Linked DNA regions of Mus musculus: region 2 is linked to region 1. A link is a contact called in ENCODE Hi-C or POLR2A ChIA-PET data. All regions are on one chromosome and are shown on one strand. Each heading gives the region's core, a stretch centred on a gene start or an enhancer-like site at or near the end of the contact. The rest is flanking DNA. Distances are from core to core; before and after follow the strand shown. Region 1 overlaps Palm (paralemmin). Region 2 holds the start of Ptbp1 (polypyrimidine tract binding protein 1).

Evidence for each region. Hi-C counts contacts between places; a loop is a spot of excess contacts on that map. ChIA-PET counts read pairs that join two places held with the same protein, here RNA polymerase II (POLR2A).
Region 2: POLR2A ChIA-PET joins it to region 1 with 31 read pairs in Patski. The contact joins the promoter of Ptbp1 here to the enhancer-like site in region 1. A Hi-C loop is called at or near these places in 1 of 37 maps with a recorded cell type or tissue (gastrocnemius). POLR2A ChIA-PET finds 5 or more read pairs at or near these places in 3 of 5 experiments (Patski and embryonic stem cell).

The regions. Positions count from the first base shown.
Region 1 is chr10:79,799,931-79,804,515 of GRCm38, reverse strand. The region is part of intron 1 of Palm (paralemmin); the gene reads right to left. It overlaps Gm40713 (a long non-coding RNA gene), which reads left to right. Exons shown (of 4, transcript XR_871867.3): 2 at 2,034-2,592; 3 at 3,709-3,939. Among named protein-coding and RNA genes, the nearest start is that of Gm40713, 4.8 kb to the left of the region's middle. Within about 2 kb of position 1,652, at least 3 of the 3 ENCODE cell types and tissues checked have a DNase peak (open chromatin) inside an H3K27ac peak, as active enhancers do; they include gastrocnemius, where a contact is called at or near this core.
Region 2 is chr10:79,851,976-79,856,166 of GRCm38, reverse strand. Ptbp1 (polypyrimidine tract binding protein 1) reads right to left here and starts at 1,735. Exons shown (of 14, transcript NM_001077363.2): 1 at 1,446-1,735. The coding sequence starts at 1,453. E130317F20Rik (RIKEN cDNA E130317F20 gene) reads left to right here and starts at 1,196. Exons shown (of 1, transcript NR_029447.1): 1 at 1,196-4,191.

The DNA of each region.
Region 1 (4,585 bases), core at 403-2,902:
AGGCCATCTCTTAACCCCAGGACCTGGGAGGCAGCAGGCGGCTACATAGTGAGTTCCTAGAGCTACATAGTGAGACTGTTTAAAAATAAAATCCAGGGGCTAAAGAGATGGCTCAGCAGTTAAGAGCACTGACTGCTCTTCCAGAGGTCCGGAGTTCAATTCTCAGCAACCACATGGTGGTTCCTAAGCATCTGTAGTGAGATCTAACGGCCTCTTCTGGAGTGTCTGAAGACAGCTACAGTGTACTTACATATAATATAAAATTGAAAAGATTAAAGACCCTCGGGAAGAAGGGCCACGCTGAACTACCCACCCAGTGTCTAACTCCCCCCATCAAAGAATCAGGTGGCCACAGGCGGGACATAGGGACAGCTGTGGGCGGGTGAGACAACAAAGCCGTCAGTGTCCTCAGCTGGACGGCCTGTCCCCAGTCCAGGGCCTGATGAAAGTCAAGCGGACACAGCCAGCCGACATAGAGGCAATGTCCCAAGAAGACAACTTCCATCCCTCAGTCCCTTCCTTTTCCATATTGTCGCTGCTTGGTCACAAGTACAGTGCGCGCAGCTGAGCCCTCCCTGCGCACCCCTCCCCACCCCCAGGCGCCACTGCCACGGTGGATGGCGGGCCCGCGGGAGGCGGTCGCCCTGGCAACCTCGCTGTCCCCATGGCAACGCGAGGCCCCGAGTGTGGAGGTGGAGCCTGCGCTGAGCATCCACCCCCGGCCCAGTGCTAGGGGGCTGCGAGACATCCAGTAGCTTTAAGGGGTGCGGGGAGAGGGCGTTTTACTCCTATTTTGGTTTTGGCGTGCCCACACATCTCCCTAGAAAGGGTCCGGACAAGGCAATGAAGGTTAAGAGGGAAGAAATATGCAAATCATTAAGCCCAAATCATATCTACAGGCGCAGCCTGTGATTTCAGCAATAGACACACTGAGGCAGGAGGATAGTGAGTTCAAAGCCAGCCTGAAAAACTTGGTGTGACCCGGTATCAAAATACAGAGTGAAAAGAGACTTTGGGGCTGAGGTAGAGATGGTGGGAGTTGCTCCAAACATGTAAGAGGCCCAGGTCATCCCCGCATTCAGGAGGATGGGGTTCCGGGAGTCAGTTCAAGGTCATCCCTAGTTACACAGAGAGCTGGGAAGCAGCCTGGGCTATGTGGGACTCTTATCTCCAAAAATAAAAATAAAAATAAGCAGGGACATAGTGGCAAAAGCCTTTAATCCCAGCACCCCAGAGGCAGGCAAATCTCTGAGTTCGAGACCAGCTTGGTCTACAGAGCAAGTTCTGGGAAAGAGAAACAATGTCTCAAAAAACAAACCAAACCAAAACAAAAAAGGTTTTATTTTATATGTGTGTGTGTGTGCAAATAGAGCGGGGCACAGTGGCGGATGTCTACCATCCCTGTGCTTGGGAGGCTAAGCAAGGGAACTTTCAGTAAGCTTGAGGCCAGCCTGGGCTACACACACCCTGCGAGAAACCCCCGTGGGATGACCTTTGGATTGGGGTAGGGGCTGGGAAACACCAAATAGAGGCCATATCTACAAAGGTCTTGTATAAGCATGGAGAAGCTGACATTTAGTTTTAGTGAGACAGATGGCGTGCTGCCAGCTGTGTGTCCCCAGCCAGGTGACTTGTGGTCTCTGCTGAGCCTGTCCTGGTGCCTCTGGAGATGGAGACAGTGGGCACCAGCTCGGAGCACCCCATGCCCATTCAGCCTGCCACTCAAGGAGTCGCACCTTCTGGGGATTATTTTCGGGCACCCAGTGGGGGATCTGGGCTCCTTTGCTGCTTTGTGTGGGCGGTTGAGGACCAGGGAGGGCCTCATCTCCCAGCTCCTGAGATAATTCAGCTCCAGATGAGATAATGGGAAGCCAGTGACAGCCCAGCCCAAGCCTTGGCTTCCAGTTTTGTTTTTGCAAGGCCCAGAGAGGTTATGCAACAGGCCCAAGGTCACCCAGCGGCCAGGGCGGCTCAGGCAGGGATGGGGTGGGGGAGGGGCACAGGGGGTGTTGACCATGCTTCTCCTTCCACAGCCTGGGCAGCTCCAGTGTCCGGCAGGGCAGCAATGAGAGGGATCAAGCTGGTCAGGCATGGAGCCCAGTGCCCAGAACATTCCTGAAGCTAAATGAAAGGAAAGCGCTGATGGTAACCTTGGCCGGGAGGGGAGGGGGCGGTGATGAGTGGGGACTGACAGGGCAGCCCTTCCCCCACTGAAGCCTCCAGTGTGGGGTTGCCCAATCCACCTGTCTGGCACCCCCTCCCCTCGGAGCACCCCGTGTCTCCTGGGCTCTTACTATTTGACACATTTAGAAACACGCAAACCACCACCACCACCACCCCAGGCTCTAAACCCTAACCTAACCCTATCCCTTAGGCTGGCTTTCCCTTCTTTTCATCAGCTCCAGCCTTTCCATCCCCCAAGATAAGCTGGGCACAGCCTCTTCCCCCAGGGAGCTCTGCAGGGAGTCTCCTCAGGCTGGAGGGGAGACTCAGTCATCTCCCAGCAGGGCAGGCCCATGCCAGGGGAATGGAGACTTTGGCCACTAACCTGTGGTTGGATGAGAAGCTGGACCCTGCCCTGGATCCTCACAGGTGAAATGAAAACTCAGGCATATTCTAATGCAGAGATCAGTTTCCACAGACACGTCGTTCCCCCCCCCCCCCAACACTTCCAGGAGCGATCCTCAAACATCTGGAGCCTGCTGTGTCCCCTGAACCTTGGTGCTTGCCATTCTGCCTCCCCCAGATCTCACCCAGGCCACCCCTGACCATCTTAATTCTCAGCTCAAACACTCCTTAGCCCTAACCTCCATGACTCATGACACTTCATCATTTTTTGTGTCCCATAAGAACAAAAAGAGCAGGCTGGCAAAATGGCTCAGCGGGTAAGAGCACTGACTGCTCTTCTGAAGGTCCTGAGTTCAAATCCCAGCAACTACATGGTGGCTCACAACCAACCGTAATGAGATCTGACGCCCTTTTCTGACGTGTCTGAAGACAGCTACAATGTATAATAATAAATAAATCTTTGGGCTGGAGCGAACGGAGTTGACTGGAGTGAGGAGTGAGCAGGGGTCCTAAAAATTCAATTCCCAACAACCACATGAAGGTTCACAACCATCTGTTCAGCTACAGTGTACTCACATACATAAAATAAATAAATCTTAAAAAAAAAAAAAGAACAAAAAGCGCAAAGCTTCAGCATATGTCACGGCACGGAGTGACGGAACGACAGGAGCGGCCGCACCCCTGCACAGTGTGGGGCTCCATCCGGAGACTGGAAGCTGAAGACCTAGGGTGGAGTGACTGCTGCCGGTGGGAGCTTCATTTTGGGGTAGTGGGGTGTTGTGGCGCGGTGGGTCTCAACCTTCCTGCTACTGCAACACTTTCATACGGTCCCGCATGTTGGGTGGGGGTTGGGTGACCCCAATCATAAACTTATTTCATAGTTACTTCATAACTGTAATTTCAGTACTGTTAGGAATGTGGGCATCTGCGTTTTCCCATGGTCTTAGGTGACTCCTGTGAGAGGCTTGTGGGGCTGTGACCCGTGGGTGGAGAACCACCGCTGGAGAGCAGATACGTTATGGTCAAATACGTTGCATCAATATGTAGGTTAATGTCCCTTTACAGGAAATGGAAAGGGACCAACTTAACACAAAATGCAGTTGATTCAGGTATACACAGAACGCCATCTTTTCTCTGCAGCAGGGTCTCGGGTAACCCAGGGCACAGCTGGACTTTGTACGAAGCCAAGGATGACCGGGAATTCCTGACCCTCCTGCCTGTGTCCCATCCATGCCTGCTTTCTGTGATGCTGGGAATGGAGCCCAGGGTTCATGCGATGCCAGGAGAGTGGCCTCTCCAAGGGACCTCAGCCCCAGAAGCACTGCATGCTGCATACTCGACCTGCTTCAGGAGGGACCACCGCAGGGCCAGGTGCAAAATGTTCCATTTAAAATGCAGCGCGGTTTCTTACGTTTCTGTGTGTGCTTGTATGAGCGTATGTGCACCACGTGTGTGCAGCTGCTGGCTGGCTGAGGCACTAGATCTTGTGGGACCAAGGTTGCAGGGACCTGTGAGCTGCCTGTGGGACCAAGGTTGCAGGGACCTGTGAGTTGCCTGTGGGACCAAGGTTGCAGGGACCTGTGAGCTGCCTAAGGTAGAGGCTGGGAACAAAACCCAAGTCCTCTGGGAGAAGAGTACTTGCTCTTAACCCCTGAGCCATCCCTGCAGGACCCAGGTTTCGGATTTTAATCCAGCTTTGATGCACACCCTGGTTCCCTAGCACTCAGGAGGCTGAGGCAGCAGGAGGCGGTGTATGTGTGTGCCCCAGGCTAGCCCATCTCAAGGAGGGTGGGGAGAAAAAGAGATTCAGATTTAGAGATTTTTAGACTTCCAGTCCAGAAGTTCATTTCAGACTAAAAACCACTTTTGGGACCAAGGAGAAGGGCTCAGTGGATAAAGGAGTTTGCTGTCAAGCCTGGCAACATAAGTTCGAGCCCCAGGACCCACAGAAAACAGACTTGTGAAAATTGTCCTCTAACTTCTTCTGCTCATGTCTTCTGTGTCATGCATGCCCATT
Region 2 (4,191 bases), core at 486-2,985, 52 kb before region 1:
CTTCCTGATGGGGGCTGGGAGCTCCTCCAGGGCCACACTGCTGATGGCAGGCAAAGTGGCCTTGTTACCATTTACAAACCAACAGAGCTGCCGGGATACACCCTAGGTTACTGATCAACCCCAGCCCCTCGTGACTGCACCCTGCCGCCTCACACCTAGCCTGCTTACAGGCAGCAGCAAGCCTACCACAGCTGGCAGGTTACCAAATGGCTCTCAGGGGTCTGCCTCGTGAAGGGATTCCACCAGAAGTGGTGGCTGGGGTATGTGTAACCCTCTGCTTGGTTTACTGTTTTCAAAGAATCTTTTGCGACATTTCTCTGCACTCCCTTCTAGAACTCACTTCGATCTGCCTATCTCTGGCAGGATTAAAGGTGTGCACCACCACACCCCGCTCAAAGATCCTCGGTAAGTTGCTCAAAGGAGGCAACTGGAGACTCCTGTCTGTCATCTCAGCACTTAGAAGGCTGAGGCAGGAGGACTGCCATAGGTACTCAGCTTGAAGCTAGGCCAAACTACTTTTCAGAATCGTGTTAAAAGGAAAGCCGCTTACTAAGCCTGGTGACTCAAAGCACTAGGGAGGTTAAGGTGGGGAAAATCAGGAATTCAAGGCCAGTCCTTATCCAAAAGCCAAACAAAAAGTTTCAACAAAAAAGTCGGGGCCTGGTGACGCAGGCCTTTAGTCCCATCACTACGCAAGCAGAGGCAAGCGCAAGCAGATCTTTCAGACCAGCCTACAATGAGATCCGGTCTCCAAAACAAACCGAAAACTACAAAAAGTTGCCAGTGGAGGGGGCATCCGGGAAGCATGTGGGAGATACGGATGCCAGGCCGGCGCCCACACCGGAGACCGAACTGAACCTCACTCTGGCCCACCCGCCCCTCCAATGGGGGGCCCTGGAGGCCTCCTCCGGACACCTCCCCCCAGGCGGGAAGGGCGGGCGCGTTCGGCACAGGTCCGCGCGCGTGCCCGCACCAGGGCGCGCGCCCTACTACGCGCGCGCACCCGGGGTCGCATGCGGCGTGCGAAGCGACATTGCTCGGGGCACAGGGCGAGCCGGCCGGATTGGAGCACGGCAGGCGGGAAGGATCGCAGCGGCCGAGCCGCTCCGAGTGAGCGCGTCTCACCGGAGGGAGCGCGCGTGCACGCGGAGGGCGGGAGGGGGGCGCTGGGTTCCTCCGGATGAACCGCGCGGGCACCGGAAGTGCGCTGGGCGAGGGGCTTAAGGGGAGCCGAAAGCTGGGTGCGGTCGCCCTAAGCCAACCGGCTTCCTTAAGGGCCTCAGACGCCCGGGATTCCGAGCGCGCCACGCGGAACGAGGCCACACGCACGCGCCCATTGCAGCGGTTAGAGGGATCGGCGGGGGCCAAAAGTCCACGCGCGCGGCAGCGATGGCTGGGACGGAGTGGTGAGCGGAGCGGCGTGCGAGGGGCGCGGCAGGACTTACCCGTCCATGGCACACGGAAGAGACCCGCGGGGAACGGAGCGGAGGCGCAGGAATAGCAGAAACCGACCCAACGGCTCCGAGTTATAGACTCACAAGATGGCGGAGACGCCCGCACACGTCCCCCGCGCGCGATCCTCATTGGTTCCCGCTGCGGTCTGTGGGCGTGGTCAACCCCGCCTGCCCCCGCCAGGGCCTTCTATTGGTCAAAAGGTTACTCCAAGGGCGAAACGCATCCAGACAGCAGACAGCTGTTGGGCGGGACGGCCGTCAGTCAAGACGGAAGACGGAAACGGCCGGTGGGGGAGGGGGAGGGAGTGAATGAGTAGACGCACGTGATACCATCTGAGCCAATGAGCGAGCCTTTGTTCGACCCGTGGGACGCCATCTTGAGAGTGGGTACGTGGCGGGTCAGACGCAGAGAAGCGTGCATTCTGGAGGTTGCCTCCATATTGCAAGCAGGCACTGGAAGCCGTTAGCCTCCAACGTGAGAGTAAAGCAAGCTGCTTCGCCATCTTAGAAGCGGGCAGAAAACCCCGTATTGCCCTAGCTTGCTTGTGGTCACGTGGCCAGAATTTGGCCTTTCAACCGAGTTTCTCCTGGACTAGATCGCAACGAGGTGGAGGCCACGTGCTTCATAGACGCAGTCGCGACTAGATTGTGAATCATCTCTTTCCGTCTTTTGTCTACCCACAGCAGCCAAGCTCCATCTGTGTCGCAGGGATGGGGAAACCGAGGAAAGGAGCCGCAGTGTGGCTGGTTCTGCCTAAAGCTGGGGAAACGAGGCTACAAACTCAGCAGCCGCAGAATCCACTGGAGGGACGAAACTCCGCCCTCTTGTACCTTCACCCCAGCAGCCAGGATTCTGCCTTCCAGTCCTGGGGTATCACAAAGCAAGACGGGTTCTCCAAGGCCTAGTGCAGGCTATAAAACAGATCCTTTGGTAGGACTCCCAAAGGCACAAACTATCCGGATTCTTGTCTGCCTGGTTATCTGCTAAAAAAAAAAAAAAAGCCAGGCAAGGGGGAAAAGTTTCTCCTCCGCCCTGCACGGGAGGTGAGCCCAGAGCACTGGCCTCCCTTTTCTGTAATACAGGGCTCGTGGGAGGCGGGGCAAAGGGGCTGGCGGCTATACTGGTTTCCTTGCAGATCTGGCCAGGGGCCCAACAGCCTTGGAGCCCCAACGCGGGCTTGGTGCCAGAGGATTCCAGCCTGGATTAGGGGCGGCTGCCGATTTCCATGGAGGCCGCGCTGGGAGTGAGGTCTTTCAGGCCCCAGCCAGCCGGCACAGCAGCTAGCTTGAAGGCCCAGAATCACTAATCAGGACCGTCTCGCGGATTTAGAAAACACATACACACACACAACAAGGCATAGGATTTGAGCCCTCTGGGACTCCCATCAGGTCCTGGCTGGACCATCAGGGATAAGGTTGGCTGCCAGTTTTTGTTCTCTGGGTGGCTGGTGCCAAGCAGGAGCCCCACCCTCAGAAGCTAACCTGCACGGGTGGCTGCCAGTGAAGTTGGAGGCTGCTCATGTCCAAGAAGCACAGGTCTACACTAGCAGAGTTTGTTGAAAGCCATTTCAGAGACCTCCCAGAACCTTTCTTATGAAAACGGTTTGTGTGTAGCCCTGGCTATACCGAACTCCTGCTGGCCTCTAAGGCCCAGAGATCTGCCTCCTGAGTTAATGGCCAGCCCCACCACGCCTTGCTTCCCGGAACCACTGAATGGTCTTGTTCACCTTCAATTCCTTATCTGCTTCCTGATCCGAATCAGACCTCCATTACCCAGTGGGGAACATTTAATTCCGAATCCCAACCCCTGCGCTGCAGAGACCCAGCCTGAGGCTGGCCTCACATAGATCCACTGCCCCTGCTTCCTGAGTGCTGGAATCAAAGGTGTGTGCCACCATGCCCAGCTAGAATTGTTTTTGAGACAAATTCTCAACTTTGTGACCCAGATTGTCCTGGAATTCATATCTCAGACTGGCCAGCAGTGATTGTCCTGTTTCCGAATCCTGTGGTGAAATGACAGGTCTGTGCCTCTATGCCTAGCCAGAGTGAGTTCAAGACCAGGTTGGTCAACATAGTAAAGAGGGCAGGGGGAGGGGGAACCTCTGCTTTGAACCCCCCAAAGAGGGCCTAGGGGTGTGTCTCCGGGGTGGAACCCCAGCCTAGAATTCCCCAATGAGTTGAGTGTAGCTCAGGGGTGGAGCCCCAGCCTAGAATGCCTCAGTTAGGGGCTGGGAGTATGGCTCAGCATTAGGACACTGGCCCAGCACACAGGAGATCCTGGCTTCCTTTTTCAAAGCTGCCAGAGCATATTTTAAAAACGATTAATGTTCTGTGTTGCTGCTGTGATGCAGCGCCCACAATGGACTGCCTCTAACGTCACAGATGTGAGCCTTGCATCTGGAGCCCAGAAGTCTGAGGCCGGGCTTTGCACAGGAAGTGCCTTTTCTGTCTCCCAGATTCTGGAGCTCCAAGTGTCCGGGACTTGTGACAGAGTCCCTGTGTGTGCTTCTGTCTTCAGACTGTCTCCTACTAAATCCGGCCTGGATAATTTCAGTTTCGGGACCCTGAACTGCATCTACAAAGAACCTTTGTGGTGCTAGGGCTGGAGCTCACTCCCACCCCGCCCAACTAGACCCGTGTTTGCTGCTCACTGATCACGCCCAGGGCCCCAACCATCGCTGGTCACAGTAACCCATCTCAAGGTTGCGAATGGCTTAGGAAGCCTGCACCCCAAATG